Regions from separate parts of the Homo sapiens genome. Here all the other regions are linked to region 2. The links are chromatin contacts, found by Hi-C or POLR2A ChIA-PET in ENCODE. All regions are on one chromosome and are shown on one strand. Each heading gives the region's core, a stretch centred on a gene start or an enhancer-like site at or near the end of the contact. The rest is flanking DNA. Distances are from core to core; before and after follow the strand shown. Region 1 holds the start of RFX7 (regulatory factor X7). Region 2 holds the start of GABPB1-AS1 (GABPB1 antisense RNA 1). Region 3 holds the start of SHF (Src homology 2 domain containing F).

The links. Hi-C counts contacts between places; a loop is a spot of excess contacts on that map. ChIA-PET counts read pairs that join two places held with the same protein, here RNA polymerase II (POLR2A). Pooled maps may share reads with other maps.
Region 1: a pooled map shows a loop between it and region 2 (10-fold over the local background). The contact joins the promoter of RFX7 here to the promoter of GABPB1-AS1 in region 2. A Hi-C loop is called at or near these places in 6 of 50 pooled maps. POLR2A ChIA-PET finds 5 or more read pairs at or near these places in 2 of 52 experiments (HCT116 and WTC11).
Region 3: a map of CD8-positive, alpha-beta T cell shows a loop between it and region 2 (12-fold over the local background). The contact joins the promoter of SHF here to the promoter of GABPB1-AS1 in region 2. A Hi-C loop is called at or near these places in 1 of 168 maps with a recorded cell type or tissue (CD8-positive, alpha-beta T cell) and 1 of 50 pooled maps. POLR2A ChIA-PET finds 5 or more read pairs at or near these places in 2 of 52 experiments (A549 and activated B cell).

The regions. Positions count from the first base shown.
Region 1 is chr15:56,241,581-56,245,784 of GRCh38, reverse strand. It overlaps RFX7 (regulatory factor X7), which reads left to right and starts at 1,906. Exons shown (of 10, transcript NM_022841.7): 1 at 1,906-2,340; 2 at 2,498-2,660. The coding sequence starts at 2,500. It overlaps LOC124903569 (laforin-like), which reads left to right and starts at 967. Exons shown (of 3, transcript XM_047433428.1): 1 at 967-1,051; 2 at 1,606-1,802; 3 at 1,903-2,434. The coding sequence starts at 967. The coding sequence ends at 2,352. It also overlaps a transcript of TEX9 not described here. RefSeq lists enhancers at 1-642, 881-930, 643-1,288, 1,289-1,934 and silencers at 1,181-1,230, 1,721-2,010, 2,161-2,220, 2,311-2,380.
Region 2 is chr15:50,350,739-50,355,526 of GRCh38, reverse strand. GABPB1-AS1 (GABPB1 antisense RNA 1) reads right to left here and starts at 1,353. Exons shown (of 1, transcript NR_024490.1): 1 at 1-1,353. It overlaps GABPB1 (GA binding protein transcription factor subunit beta 1), which reads left to right and starts at 329. Exons shown (of 9, transcript NM_016654.5): 1 at 329-542. It overlaps GABPB1-IT1 (GABPB1 intronic transcript), which reads left to right and starts at 648. Exons shown (of 1, transcript NR_026891.1): 1 at 648-4,788. RefSeq lists silencers at 56-105, 686-935, 946-1,155 and enhancers at 1-547, 1,286-1,345.
Region 3 is chr15:45,186,265-45,190,660 of GRCh38, reverse strand. SHF (Src homology 2 domain containing F) reads left to right here and starts at 2,695. Exons shown (of 7, transcript NM_001394037.1): 1 at 2,695-3,207. The coding sequence starts at 2,710. It overlaps LOC124903481 (a long non-coding RNA gene), which reads right to left. Exons shown (of 2, transcript XR_007064608.1): 1 at 4,203-4,396; 2 at 1,843-2,546. RefSeq lists a silencer at 2,751-2,800 and an enhancer at 3,715-4,267.

The DNA.
Region 1 (4,204 bases), core at 657-3,156, 5.9 Mb before region 2:
ATTTTGGCTCCTGCATTTACTAATTGGGTAATTTTAAGAATGTTAATTAACCTAAGCTTCCATTTCATCTGTAACAGAGGGAGACTAATAATACCTACATTATACACTCTTGGGGAGGAATAACTATGATAATGTATGGAAAGTGCTAGTCTGGCACACAAAGTGTTCAACAAACATTAGCTATTTTTATCCTTCAAAGCTTCTGTCTAGTGCACACCATGTCTATCAATTAGGTCCACAAAAATACTGTCTTTACACACCCACATGAAGATATGTATGCAAAATGAATGTCGTAAACCACCTATAGTTTCCTAAAGTGGCTAAGCTAATAGAGACCTTAGAGTATGGAAAAGGGGGCTCATTTGTGTGATGCAACTCGTGCAATGGGTAGTTGGAGCACAGCGTAATCCAAGAGGCCCCGGGGGCGGGGGGGCGGCTTATTTTGCACACAGGTGTTCTTCCTCCCTGCACCCCCACCCTCAACCCTCACCACGTGCAAGCATTCAGTGTGAGTCTGGGCCTTAAGTCTGTGGGCCAGGAGAGAGGGCACAGTGGACAAAAGCAAGAGGGTTTCAGGCCAAGGCAGGGAACTGAGAACTCAAAGGCCAGGCAACCCAAGCCAATCAGATTCACCATCCACTAGGAGTCTAAAAGGTGGCAGAGCCCCACAGCCCAAAGTCCACACACAGCAGGAAAGTGGCCAGAGGATCTAACAGGTAGAAACCTGATAGACACTCTATCAGAAAAGTTAAAGCTGAAGGGCTCATAACACCCACGGGCCCAAAGAAAGGTCAGTGTGAGCTGAACAGCTGTTCCATTTGGTGCCAGAGGCCTTGGCTGTTGTATTCTACATCCACGCAGCCTCCCTGATCAGCCCCACCTAGAAAAGCCAATTCTTCTGCTCTTAAAGGAGACTGACTTATTTGTGGCAAAGCTATCATTTAGGTATGAATGGGAAGGGGGGGAATGGTGCGGAGTCTGCGGGGGGAGGGCGGGTGTTCAACGGGCTCCAAAGGAAGGAGCTCGTGGCTGACGCCTGAGCCTCCATGTTGTGAGTACTACATGCGTTTCTTTCAGAGGCAGGCAGTGGCCTTGGCTGCAGGGACCCTGACAAGCCGCGACTTGAGCTATGCTTTAGAGCCTGGGTGGAATTGGGAGCGGTATAAAGGAGGGAGGGCATTCCTGGAAAGGGGGTGGGGTGGGGTGGGGAGGTGGAGGGGAACAGCATGAGCAAAGGCACGAAGGAAGAATGAATCTGCTGCGCGTTGAGGATGGCATGGAGACTTCCCTGATTGGAGCCGGGAGTTCTTGCAGGGGGATGGAGGCCGCTATGATTGGATAGTTAAAGTGGGGCCAGATTTGGAGGGCTTTGAATGCCCGACCGAGGAGCACTCAACCCAGCTCCTGACTCGCGATTTCCGTTCAAGACCGAATTACCTAAAGGGTGGTTAATTCCAACGGGTGTTCTTCTTTGGGGGCTTCTGAAAAGTCAGTTTATCGTCTTACCTGCTTCAGTTCTCTTCATTTACTCAGGGAGGAAGTAATCCTCACATGCATGTGCAGGGGAAGGGGGATAATGTTGATTTCTCTTTACTTGCTTTGAAGATGCCTCCCCCGCCCAAATCCCATTTCCACGCCAAATATTATTAAATTTGGTTTCTCCTCCTCCTCCTCACGCAAGTTCTCTTTCTCTCGCCAGCACCTCCCCCACGTTTTCCTGCTCTCCACCAGCCGGGCCGGACTCCTCCCGGCCCCCAGCGGCGCGCTTCCCTGGCCCGCTGGCCCGCGCCGCCCTCCGCGCCGTGCGCCCCCATCCCGGCCCGTCGCGCCCGCGGCCCGCACACCCTGGTCCACGCCCCCCGGCGGAGCGGTAGGTGTTGTGCGGTCTGCGCCGGGCCGCAGTGCGGCTGCGCGCACTGGGCTGCCTCCGGGGCTGGCAGGGCAGCGGCGGCCGCGGCGGCGGCGGGGCCGGGAGCGAGCGGCGGCGGCGGCGGCGGCGTGGGGAGTGGCGTGGAGCGGTGCCTGGGGCTGCAGCAGCACGGGGACCCGGCAGTAGAAAGCCCCGGGGACAAGGAAGGAAGGCTTGGCCGCCAAATCCCTGAGCAACCGTTCTTCTTGGATTTTGGGGGGAGCCTGCCCCCCCCACTTCGTCTTCAAACGCCCCCATCTCACCCCCCCACAGCCCCGGCCGCTGACGGGAGGAGGCGGCGGCGCCAGCGGGGGGCTGAGGGGCGCCGCCATGCCTCTCCCGCGGTGAAGCGCCCCGGCCGTGAGGAGCCGCTGGTCTCCCCGGTGATGTTCCCCAGGCGGCAGGCGAAAGCGACTCACTCGAGCCCTGGGGTAAAGGCCTAGCTTATCCAGCTTCCTTCCTCCTCCTCCTCCTCTTCCCCTCCCCCTCCCCCTCCTCCTCTCCCCCCTTCGTCCTCCCCTCCCGGTCTCTTCCCTCACCCTTCCCCGCGCCCCCATCTTTCCCTCCCTCCCTCCCACCCCTCTGCAGCGATGGCAGAGGAACAACAACAGCCGCCACCACAGCAGCCTGATGCCCATCAGCAGCTTCCCCCCAGCGCCCCCAACTCGGGGGTGGCCCTGCCAGCCCTTGTGCCCGGGCTGCCAGGGACAGAGGCCAGCGCGCTGCAACACAAGATCAAGAACTCCATCTGGTAAGAGGATCCTCCATCGCTCGCGTGAAAAAGCCCAGGCACATTTCTGCTGCAAAGTGGGTGGGGGGCGGCGGGCGGGGGGAGCGGAGGAGGAGGCTGATGCATTCATTGAATGTGGCTTTCCCCAGTCGGGTGCACATTTGTAGGATCTCTGGAGGTGTGCGGACTTTGCATCAATCAGCCCCTGTCTTCTTAGCTAAAAAATGCTTTTACCCCTTCCTCAATTGTGAGTGCAGATAAACAAGTTTTTTGGTTTTATTTTTTCACTCATTGTAACAGAAATATGGGTCGAAATTAAGTCATATTGCATGATGGTGGCATGAATTTGGAACTGGAGAATGTGAAATGTGTTTACTCCTTTTTGCAGCCATAGAAGGAGGAAGAAGTGTATTGTGAATTTTCACCAAACAGATACTGTGCGTAAGAATATTAATATGCAGCACAAAACCTAATGTGTCTCTTCCTTTCAGTTGGGTTAGCTGCTATTTCTGAATGTTTTTGCCTCCCTTATCCTAATATTAAATTTCTTTTTCAGGGAGTTTATTCTTTGCATTGATTGTGAAGAAAGTGCTTTTTTAGTATAAAATATTTTAAGATGGTAGTTTACAACAAAGTGGTTTTTTTTTAAATTAAAATATAGGGAATCAAATGTCTTGCCATTTGTATGTCTTTTTAAAAGAAACCATTGATGGAATATCTTTCGCTATTTTACTTTCTTGTATGAAAATTTCCAATATTTCAGCATTAAACTCCTAAAGTCTAGTGGGAATCTTTTAATAATTAAATACACTAAGTCCATCCACTGTTAGAGCCATTGCAATATTCTTTGAACATGAACTTGCATTGTTTTGTAGGATGCTTCATTAACTGCCTTTTTTAAGTGTAGCAATATTTTTTAAATGGAAAGTAATATTTGGAATTTGGTCTAAGATTGCTTTTAATAGAAGTTTAAAAAGAATTTTATATGGTATTTTAAAAAGCCTTGATTTTGAAAATGGAAATGAAATCTTTGCAGGGCCATCATTGAATATGAGTACTAAAATATCAAAACTCATTTTCTCATTTTGAAAACATATCGTAAAGCAACTGGCGTTGCATGAACAGTATTTGCACATTTTTAAAGTGACAATTTTTAAATACAAGATTTAGGTTAGTTATATAGTAATTTTCATTATTTTCTTGGCATGCATCCATGCCGTCATGATGCTGATATGAAGTAGGTCAGTGCAGGCTTTAATAGTTTCATCAACAGTAGTTGGCAGTTGAGTATCTTGCTTTCAGTTTTAATTTTAAAATGAAGTTTAAATATTTTAAAGGAGAATTTTTTTGGCTTTGACAATAGTCATGTTGTGGCAACTTGAATAGGTCTGATAGATATGATTGGGGTGTGTGTGTGTGTGTGTGACAGAAAGCAGGCTTTATTCTTCAATGGATACCCTCACCCCCTTTTTAAAGCTATAATTTAAAAGAAGAGATGGTGAATATCTTGCTTGCCATCAAGGTTTTCACAAAACCAGTGTGTATGTGTGTGTGTTTTTAACCTC
Region 2 (4,788 bases), core at 104-2,603:
TTCGGTGGCCACCCGGCCTCTCCGCCGCGCACATGGCCGTCCGCAGCTCCCACCCCCGCTGCCGCGCAGGCGCCGGGCGAGCCGGGACTTGCGGTCGCCGAGAGCGGATCATTCCGCCGCTTTCTTTGTGTGGCTGAAGCGCTAGAAATGGCATATTTTCTTTCCCTTCGTTAAAAAATCAGACCCTCTTTCCCCTCTCTCCCCGCGGGAACACAGCTAGGGAGTGGGTAGGAGCAGGATCTGCCGACGAGGGCAGAGGCGGAAAATCCTCGGGCGATGAGCTGAAGAGGGCCGGGTCCGGGAGGGATGCTGGGAGCTTGACTCACTCGCACACCATGTGTCCCTCCGCGCGCAGCACGGGGGACTTTTCGGTGGGGATTTTGGGCGCCGACCAGACGCGGCATTTTCGGAAAATAGCGCCCTGTGCAGCTGAAGCGCTTTGTGTGTAGCGGGGCCGCGTCAGCCCGGCCGGGTACGAGGCGCCTCGGGTCCCCGCACCACCTCCTGCTGCCTTCCCGTCGCCGCTCCCGAAGCTTTTCCAGGTCAGTGCGGGTCTGTGTAGGGCCCTGTTACCACCGGATGTGGAAGTTGATCTCTTCGCTGGTAAAAAATAATTCCACTTCCCCCGGAACCCAGATCATCCCCGCGATTTCCTGTTTATTGCATTAAGGCGCCGGGTTTCCGGGGCTCCTGGCCCCGCTTATTCCGCGGGGGTCGGCGGGGTCGGCCTGGGCGCCCGCGCCGCCGCTGCGCTTTGTCCGCTGGGCACACTGCTTCTGGGAGGGGCGGGCAGACATGGTGGCGGCCGCCGCCCCCTCCTCGGCCCTAGCATGCCGCGGCCGCCTCGCGGCTACCCGGCTTGCCGGTCCCGAGCGGCAGCCCCGGGGTGGCGATGGGGTCGCGCCGAGGCAGCGGAGGTTCTGCGGGCGACTGGAGGTTGGCAGTGGGCGGGAGAAAGAGGAAGGCAGGCGCGGCTGGGCCTCGGCCTCTGGCGCCGCGGTACCCTTTGTCTCGGCAGCCTGACGGCCCCGCCGGGCTCTCCGGAGAGGGGAACGGGCGGCGAGGGTGGCGGGTCCTGGGCGCCCTGTGCTGCGGGGCCGAGAGGCGCTCGGGTCGCGGCGGGATCGGCCGGACCAGACAGGGTTAATGGAAGAGCCTGGCCAGTCCCGCGCGGGGCCCCCGCAGCGACAGCCTTGGCCGCGGGGACTGGAGTCCTGAGGGGGAGAAGCCTGCCGTTCTGAAGGCTCGGGACTTCTGCCCCAAAGACTTCGCCGCCGAGAACTGCGGGTGCACTGCCTCAGGGAAGAAGTTGAGAATTTTGCCAGGTCATCTCTGCCAGGGCACAGTTCATCACTGTGTGTTTAGTGTGTTTCGGTGAAGCTCTCCAAGTGTGTTGAATCAGCGTGCCTAGCCTCAAGGGTGCATCGTGAAAACTGAAACCAAAGGAATGATACAGGCCTGCTTTGTGTGTGTCTTCCCACTTTAAGCTTGTTTTCAGTACAAATACTCTTGCTTTAAACCTGATTGGACTGTGGCGAGCGGACATCTGTTCAAAGGAGGGGCCGAGACCACAGTACTTCTGAAGGGGGCTTGATAATGTGGAAACATTTTAAGTTTTCTCTCCGGACTGTTTTGCTCTCTCAATTCAGGCAAGTTACTGAAGTACGTTTTTTATCTAGAAAAAGGTTTGATGTAGTCTGTAAATGGTCCTTGTAAAGTACATTGCCATCTCAGAATTAAAAGATCCACTCTCATTTATTATGCAGAAGTTAGTGGTCATTCTTTCCTGTAGATAGTTTATCTCATGTAAAGACCCACCCAGCTTGGTTTAAATTTTTTTCTCACTGACGTATAACCATCAGCTTTGATACTTCCATTTTCAGGCTCAGACTTTGAATTTAAGGAAACTAAAGATGACTTTATTTTCTTTTCTCTTGGTTTTTTTTTTCCAAAAACAAAAAATAAATCCATTACATGTTAACATAGATGATAAGAGTGACATCTTGCATTTTTGCAAATCTTTTTAATGCCTGGTTTAATAGAAGATTCTCAGATCTACGTCAGACTGTTGTGGTTAGCACACCATGTAACCTCTGGAACACTCCACTGTACACTCATACTTTTTTAAAAAAAAAACCAAAAAACAGAAATGTGTCATTCTTACCGTGCTTTCACCATACAAGTCAAATCAAGCTGTTATGCAAGACACATTTTAACAAGACTGAATAAGATTGATTCCCATACTTTTTTTACTGGGCTCTAACTTTTTTAAAAGTTGGAATTTAGGTGACTAAACAAAATCACAGATGAAGACTGCATAATCTGCCTATGATCTCGGAGACTCAGGAACATTCGAAGATATTCTTAAGTGATTAAAACATTTAATTCTATTACATATTTATAATGATTTACACAAGTAACACGTGAATTCCACATATGCTATCAACACTTGTGTAAATGTTATCTTTAAAGATAGAACATGTTGAAAATTATAGGAGGTACAGATTTTACAGAAAATTAATTCTGCAGTGAATCCTTTGGTGAAACGAACAGTTTGCAGAGACATATCCTTAGAGTTCTTTGTCTCTCTGAATCATTCTGGGTTTTCTAGGTTGGGAGACAATTATACTTATTGGGAGACAATTATACTTAATTGATTAATGCATAAAAATTTAAGGCCGTATTTTAATGGCTTTGAAAGGAAGCTAAGTTTGTTTCCAGTTGTTTCTGTGAACTGTAGTCTGAATCTGTCAGTCTATAGTTCTCTACTGTTCCATCAACAGGAAGCATCTGGTCATTCTTCGTGTAATTGTTAGAAAATACCAGGTGTACTTTTAATGTTTGCTGTTCAAACGAAAATAGATTGGATCTTGGTTAAGTTCACTTGGTTTGGCCAGGCACAGTGGCTCACGCCTGCAGTCCCAGCACTTGGGGAGGTGGAGGCGGGCCGATCACCTGAGGTCAAGAGTTTGAGACCAGCCTGGCTAACGCGGTGAAACCCCATTTCTACTAAAAATACAAAAAATTAGCTGGGCGTGGTGGTGCGCGCTTGTAATCCCAGCTACTCGGGAGGCTGAGGCAGGAGAATCGCTTGAGCCAGAGAGGCAAAGGTTGCAATAAGCCAAGATAGCGCCATTGCATTCCAGCTTGGGCAACAGGAGCGAAACTCTGTCTCAAAAAAAAAAAAAAAAGTATGCTTGGTTTTAGTGTGTTTTTTCCCATAACATTGTGTCATTGTAATGGACCACATCTCCTGTACCATGAATTTTTTTTTACTTTTTTCTTTTGCCCCTCAGTACCAGAAATATTAACAGGTAACAGGTAAAGTGCACGTCATGAGGAATTCAGAAATTCAGAAATTACATGAAGTTTTGCATCATGAATTTATTTTTGAGGGTGCACGAGGCAGTTACCCAGTCTCTGTTTGCAAGTAGCCTGAGTTCAGATGAACTCACTGATGGCCTCCATCTCTTCTGACTTTGCAAACGTTGAAAAACAAACCCACACAAAATCTTGAAGTTGAGAGCAACTTAGTTTCCTTAGTGTCATCCCTCTGCTCCCCTCTCCTCCCCAACAACTAGTATGGTTTCCAGCTAGTAATCACAATGTTTCTATAGCTCTGATGTGCCTACATTGGGATAGCTACAATTAGTATTATAGTTTTCTGAAGATGTTTGTTCCATCATGCTTTCTAGAAGGTAAATCTAGCACTAGATGAGATCAGTATTAGGGCCTGTGTTTTTTCTCAGTGTTGACATCACAGTGCTCTATACAAAGAAGATGCTTTGGTGCAATCAGCTGTCAGTTCAGTTGGTGGGCTAGTGCACCTTTCTGTCTCCCTCCCTCCCTCCCTCCCTCCCTCCCTCTTTCCTCTCTCCTTCTCCCTCTGTCCCTCTCCCTCTCTCTCCTTCCCTCCCTGTTTTCCCCTTTGCACCTCTTCTTTCTTTGACAGGGTCTTGCTTTCTCTGTTACCCAGGCTTAGTGCAGTGGTGCGATTATACTTCACTGCAAGCTCCACCTTTCAGGCTCGAGCGATCCTGCCTCTGCCTCAGCCTCCTGAGTAGTTGGGACTACAGGTACCTGCCAACATGTCTGGCTAATTTTTTAATTTTTTGTAGAGACGAGATCTCACTGTGTTGCCCAGGCTGGTCTCAAACTTCTGGACTCAAGTGATCCTCCCACCTTGGCCTCCCAAGTGTTGGGATTATAGGCGTCAGCCAACACACCCATCTGTGAATAATTCTGAAGTTGGTAGAACAGCTTATTGACAGAGCAAGGTGTTAGCCCCACTTTACTGTGTACTAGTTATATTATATTTGGGGTATTGTGTTGGCTTTTTGGGTAGCATACTATCATAAGTGAGACCTTGTATTCATTCTCAGACTTTATCAGAATCATCTGGAGAGCTAATAAAAAGCCACACAGAGGCCCAAACTTAAGTAGGGTAGGAACGGACCTTAATTTTTCTCATTTCCAAGGTGGTAGACACCTAAGTGTCAAAATCACTTATCTGTAGAGCATAAACGAGGACCTTGATCATGAGAGAAATGGAAATGAGAAAAAGTTGAAAAAATGGGATGTTTGACCTAAAGAAGAGGAGCTTCTTTTAAGAAGTAACAGCCACTTTTAAGGATTTGGAGTTCTGTCATGCAGAAGGATCAGATTTGACTTGACCAGAAGGAACTAGGGTCAGTGGGTGGAAGTTTAAAAGAAGCAGATTTCAATTCTCTTTCAAGATAAATTTCCTCAAAATTGTGAAAATAGAATGAGTTGTTTTGGGTGGTAGGC
Region 3 (4,396 bases), core at 1,446-3,945, 5.2 Mb after region 2:
CAAATCCTACCCAGCTCAGGTCTACCTCCTGTCCTGCATGAAGCCTGCAGACTTGATTGATTTCATTCCTCTGAGCTGTCAAGCAGTTTAACTCATGTCACACCTTCCACTGTAAGCATTTTACAGTTTTCAAACCTTTTTCATATTCATCACCTCCCTTAATCCTCACACAATGATTATCACGCCCTTTCCAGAGATCATGAAAGCAAGTATCAGTAGCATTGAGTACCTTCCCCAAATACCTGGCTACAGCCCACAACTATTGGATTTCTTATTAGTTACCTATCCATGCCCTCACACCTGGTGACTGTGGAGACTCTCTGATATACATTAACTGGACCATTCTTCTCTATTTATCATCTCTATGTCCAGCTTCGTTTTGCACCATTAGTCAATTTAACTGCACATTTTAAAAATATGCACGTTATTTTCTCTATTATACTTCATAAAACCAAGTTCAACATCAGATTCTCCAGTATCTCCTACAGTCCAGCTACTCAACATGTGGTCTGGGACCAGCAGTATCTGTATCACCTGGGACCCCACCCCAGCTAGACCTAGAGAGTCAGAATCTGTAACTTACCAAGATCCCCAGGAGATTAGTGTCCACATTAAAGTTTGAGAAGCACTGTCCTAAATACAAGCAGCACTGGCTTGATCAGAAGCACTGTCCTAAATACAAGCAGCACTGTCTGACCAGTGGCACAATCATAGCTCGCTGCAGCCTTGAACTTCTGGGCTCAAGCAATTCTCCCACCTCAACCTCCCAGGTACCTGGGACTACAAGCATGAGCCACCTCGCCCAACTAGAATTTGCACAAAGCAGGAACTCAACAAATATTTTGAGACTCGGGGCCCTGGGAATCCCAGGAGATTCACAGTTTTGCCATTACATCCTTCTTTACACCCCCCGCTTTGAACTCCTTTCCTTTGGGGCCTCTTGGCTTTTTGCGCCCTCAAAAGGCAGATATGGCCAGGTGCCGTTGGCTCACACCTGTAATCCCAGCATTTTGGAAGGCCGAGGTGGGGAATCACTTGAGGTCAGGAGTTCGAGACCAGCCTAGCCAACACGGTGAAACTCCATCTCTACTAAAAATACAAAAAATTAACCAGGTGTGGTGGCGCACGCTTGTAATCCCAGCTACTAGGGAGGCTGAGCTGGGAGCATTGCTTGAACCCGGGAGGTGGAGGTTGCTGTAAGCTGAAATCGTGCCACTGTACTCCAGCGACGGAGTGAGACTCCGTCTCAAAAAAAAAAAAAAAAAAAAAAAGGCAGACATGAACCTAGGAGTGCGGAGACACTGAGGCAGTGGGGGAAAGGGGGTGGGGTAAAGTGAGGTGAGACAGCTGCTTTCCCAGCAGAGCCAAGAGCAAATGTGTTGGTGTTGGCTTCAGGCCTACATTTATGGTGAGGAACTGGCTTTATTTCTTTCCTTTTCTTTTTTCTTTTTCTTTTTTTTTTTTTTTTGAGACGGAGTCTCACTCTGTCGCCCTGGCTGGAGTGCAGTCGCGCAATCTCAGCTCAATGCAACCTCTGCCTCCTGGGTTCAAGCGATTCTCCTGCCTCAGCCTCCCGAGTAGCTGGGACTACAGGTGCCCGCCACCACACCCGACTAATTTTTTTGTATTTTTGGTAGAGACGGGGTTTCACCGTGTTAGCCAGGATGGTCTCGATCTCCTGACCTCGTGATCCTCCCGTTTCGGCCTCCCAAAGTGCTGGGATTACAGGCGTGAGCCACCGCGCCCAGCCGGAACTGGCTTTATTTCTAAGACAAAAATGCCTAGCACTTGAGCATCTGAGCCTCAAGAGGATAAGGAGTTTGTGATAGACAACACTGGGACTGTTTCTAGACTTGATTTATTGACTTGTCTGTTTCCATTCTGTTACTAATCTGATTGACAATGAAGCCCGGGATGTGGCTGGAAGGGATTTCTGCGTGCGTGCGCATGCTATCGTCAGGGCCATGTGGGCCCGTTTGGAGCAGGTGCTCCCGTGGGTGGGGGATGTTTGAGCGAGGGCTGTTTGCGTGTGAGAAGGGCGTGTGTGAAAACGACACGGGAGAAGTGGGCGTCTCTAGGGAGTTGTTTGTATGTGATGTGAGATGTGTTTGCCTGGATCGGGAAGTAACGTAGGTTCGGGTATGTGCAGTGCGTACGGTTGGATGGGAGGAGGTTGTGGGGCTCCCAAGGTAGCACGGGAGGAGGAGGCTTACAGACACATCTTACAGAACCTAGCCCCTTTTCTTGCCCGCCTAGATTTTCCTCCTAGATTATAGTTTCCCAGTTGCGAGATCCTGGGAGAGGGAAGAGGAGAGGCGTAAGGCTCCCTAGAGTCAGGAGTCTGGGGGCTCCCCTCTTTGCGTCTCGCACGAGCTGGGAGCTGGGGAAAAGAACAGATGGGGATGGATGCGCTCCCCACAGGGGACCGCGTGGCGACACGTAAAGGATTCAACCTCAGTCCAGTAGTCGCATCCTCTGCCCCAGGGCTGCCCACTTCACTTCTTGCCTGTGCATACCGGCTGGAAGCCCGCGTACACTCTTCCGAGCTACGGGAGGAGGAAGACCCTGTTAGGGAGCGGAGCCCCGCCTCTCCCTTGTTACTGAAGCGCCCCGCCCCCTCCCCGCCCGGCGGAGCCCCGCCCCCCTCCCCACCCCCGCCCCCGCCCCCCACCCGCCGCTGCGCTCCCCTCGCTCAGTCTGGCTGGCCCCATGTTACTGAGCGGAGCTCCTCCGGCTGGCTCCCGCCCGGGGCCGCGAACGCAGGGGAGCGCTGGGGGCGGCCCGGGGGGGTCCCGCCGGGGCGCCGGGGGTGCGGGAGCCGGCCCAGGAGGGGGCGGCAGCGGCGGAGTAGCCAAGTGGCTCCGGGAGCACCTGGGCTTCCGCGGGGGGGGCGGCGGCGGAGGGGGCAGCAAGCCGGCGCCCCCCGAGCCCGACTACCGCCCCCCTGCGCCCTCTCCGGCCGCGCCCCCCGCGCCGCCCCCGGACATCCTGGCCGCCTACAGGCTGCAGCGGGAGCGCGACTTCGAAGACCCCTACTCCGGGGGGTCGTCCGGCTCCGCCGCCCTCGCCACCCCTGTCGCCCCCGGACCCACGCCGCCCCCGCGCCACGGCTCTCCCCCACACCGCCTTATTCGGGTCGAGACCCCGGGGCCCCCGGCGCCGCCTGCTGATGAGCGGATCTCCGGACCCCCCGCCAGCAGCGATAGGGTGAGTGCCGCGCCGGGCCGGGATGGCCAGGAGGGAAGGCGGTCAGGGGTCTGGAGGCTGCGAGAGGGACAAAGGTGGCCTGGCCCGGGCCCCTCGGTGTCTCAGCTTCTGGCAGACGCGAGCCCCTGACCCCGGGGTTCCGAGCCTTCACCCACCTTTGTTCAGATTCTCAACCGACTAATCTGAGACGGAAGCCCCAAACTCTGCCCCTCTGCCCTATCCTTTGTAATGGCCCCAGAACTGGTGACCCTCCCCCTCCCGGGCTGGCTCTCCACTTCGTAGCCCCCTCTAGCCTGATCCATGAGCCTTTTGCTAACGGGAATTGAGGCGCACCTCCCAACCCCCACTGGTTGATGGCCTTTCTGCCCCTCTGGAAGCAGCGGCTCAGTGCCCTTTGATCTCTGACCCTTCCCCCTGGGCATAGCCAGCACAAAGCTCTTCCCTCCTGTTGCCTCTTTGCTTCCTCCTCCTCTTCCTCCTCCTGTTTCTCCAGCCTAAGCATCCTTGCAGGTGCTGAAGCCCCAGAAAGGAGGTGAAGACGGGTTTCTCCTTGCGGACACAGCACGAGCTGGCCTTTGCCCTATAGGCTGTTGTTCTCAGGAGGCGAAGACAGGCAGCTTACAGCTCTTGCCAAGGGGGCTTCGTGGGGTCCAGGCCCACTCCTCCCTCCTTCCCTCGTCCTCTCAGGTATGAGGATAGTCAGTGCTCAGGACCTGTTGCCCACATGGGGCTAAGCAGCTGAGCCCATTCCTCCTCTCCTCCTGGCCTCCCTCTCCCCCTGGTCCATTCTGAGGGAGGCTGGAGCTTTTCCTGGGTCTGCAGGCACCAGGATAGGGAGGAGAACAGGAAATCCACCATGCCTCAGGGCCCTGCCCTGATTCGGGTTGGCCTTATCCCTCCCTGGCAGAGTGAGAGCTGAAAGCCATCCCAGGCCCCTAAATTCTGTGATGATGACTCTGTGGGCTGCCTTGGCTCTGCTGTCCTTCTTCACTCACCCCGAGAGCTCAGTTCTGGGGCCTGCCCCCTTCTCCTCAGCAGAGAAGAACATTTTTATTTGATTGGAGTGCAAAGTTGCTTTCCGAATCCGTTGGCTCCAGGATTGAGGCTTTTTAGCTGAGAGAGCGCCGTTCCGCCAGATTTCCTGGATGAGAGAGATCTGTCAGGGTCAGAGCAGAAGCCTCAGGAATGC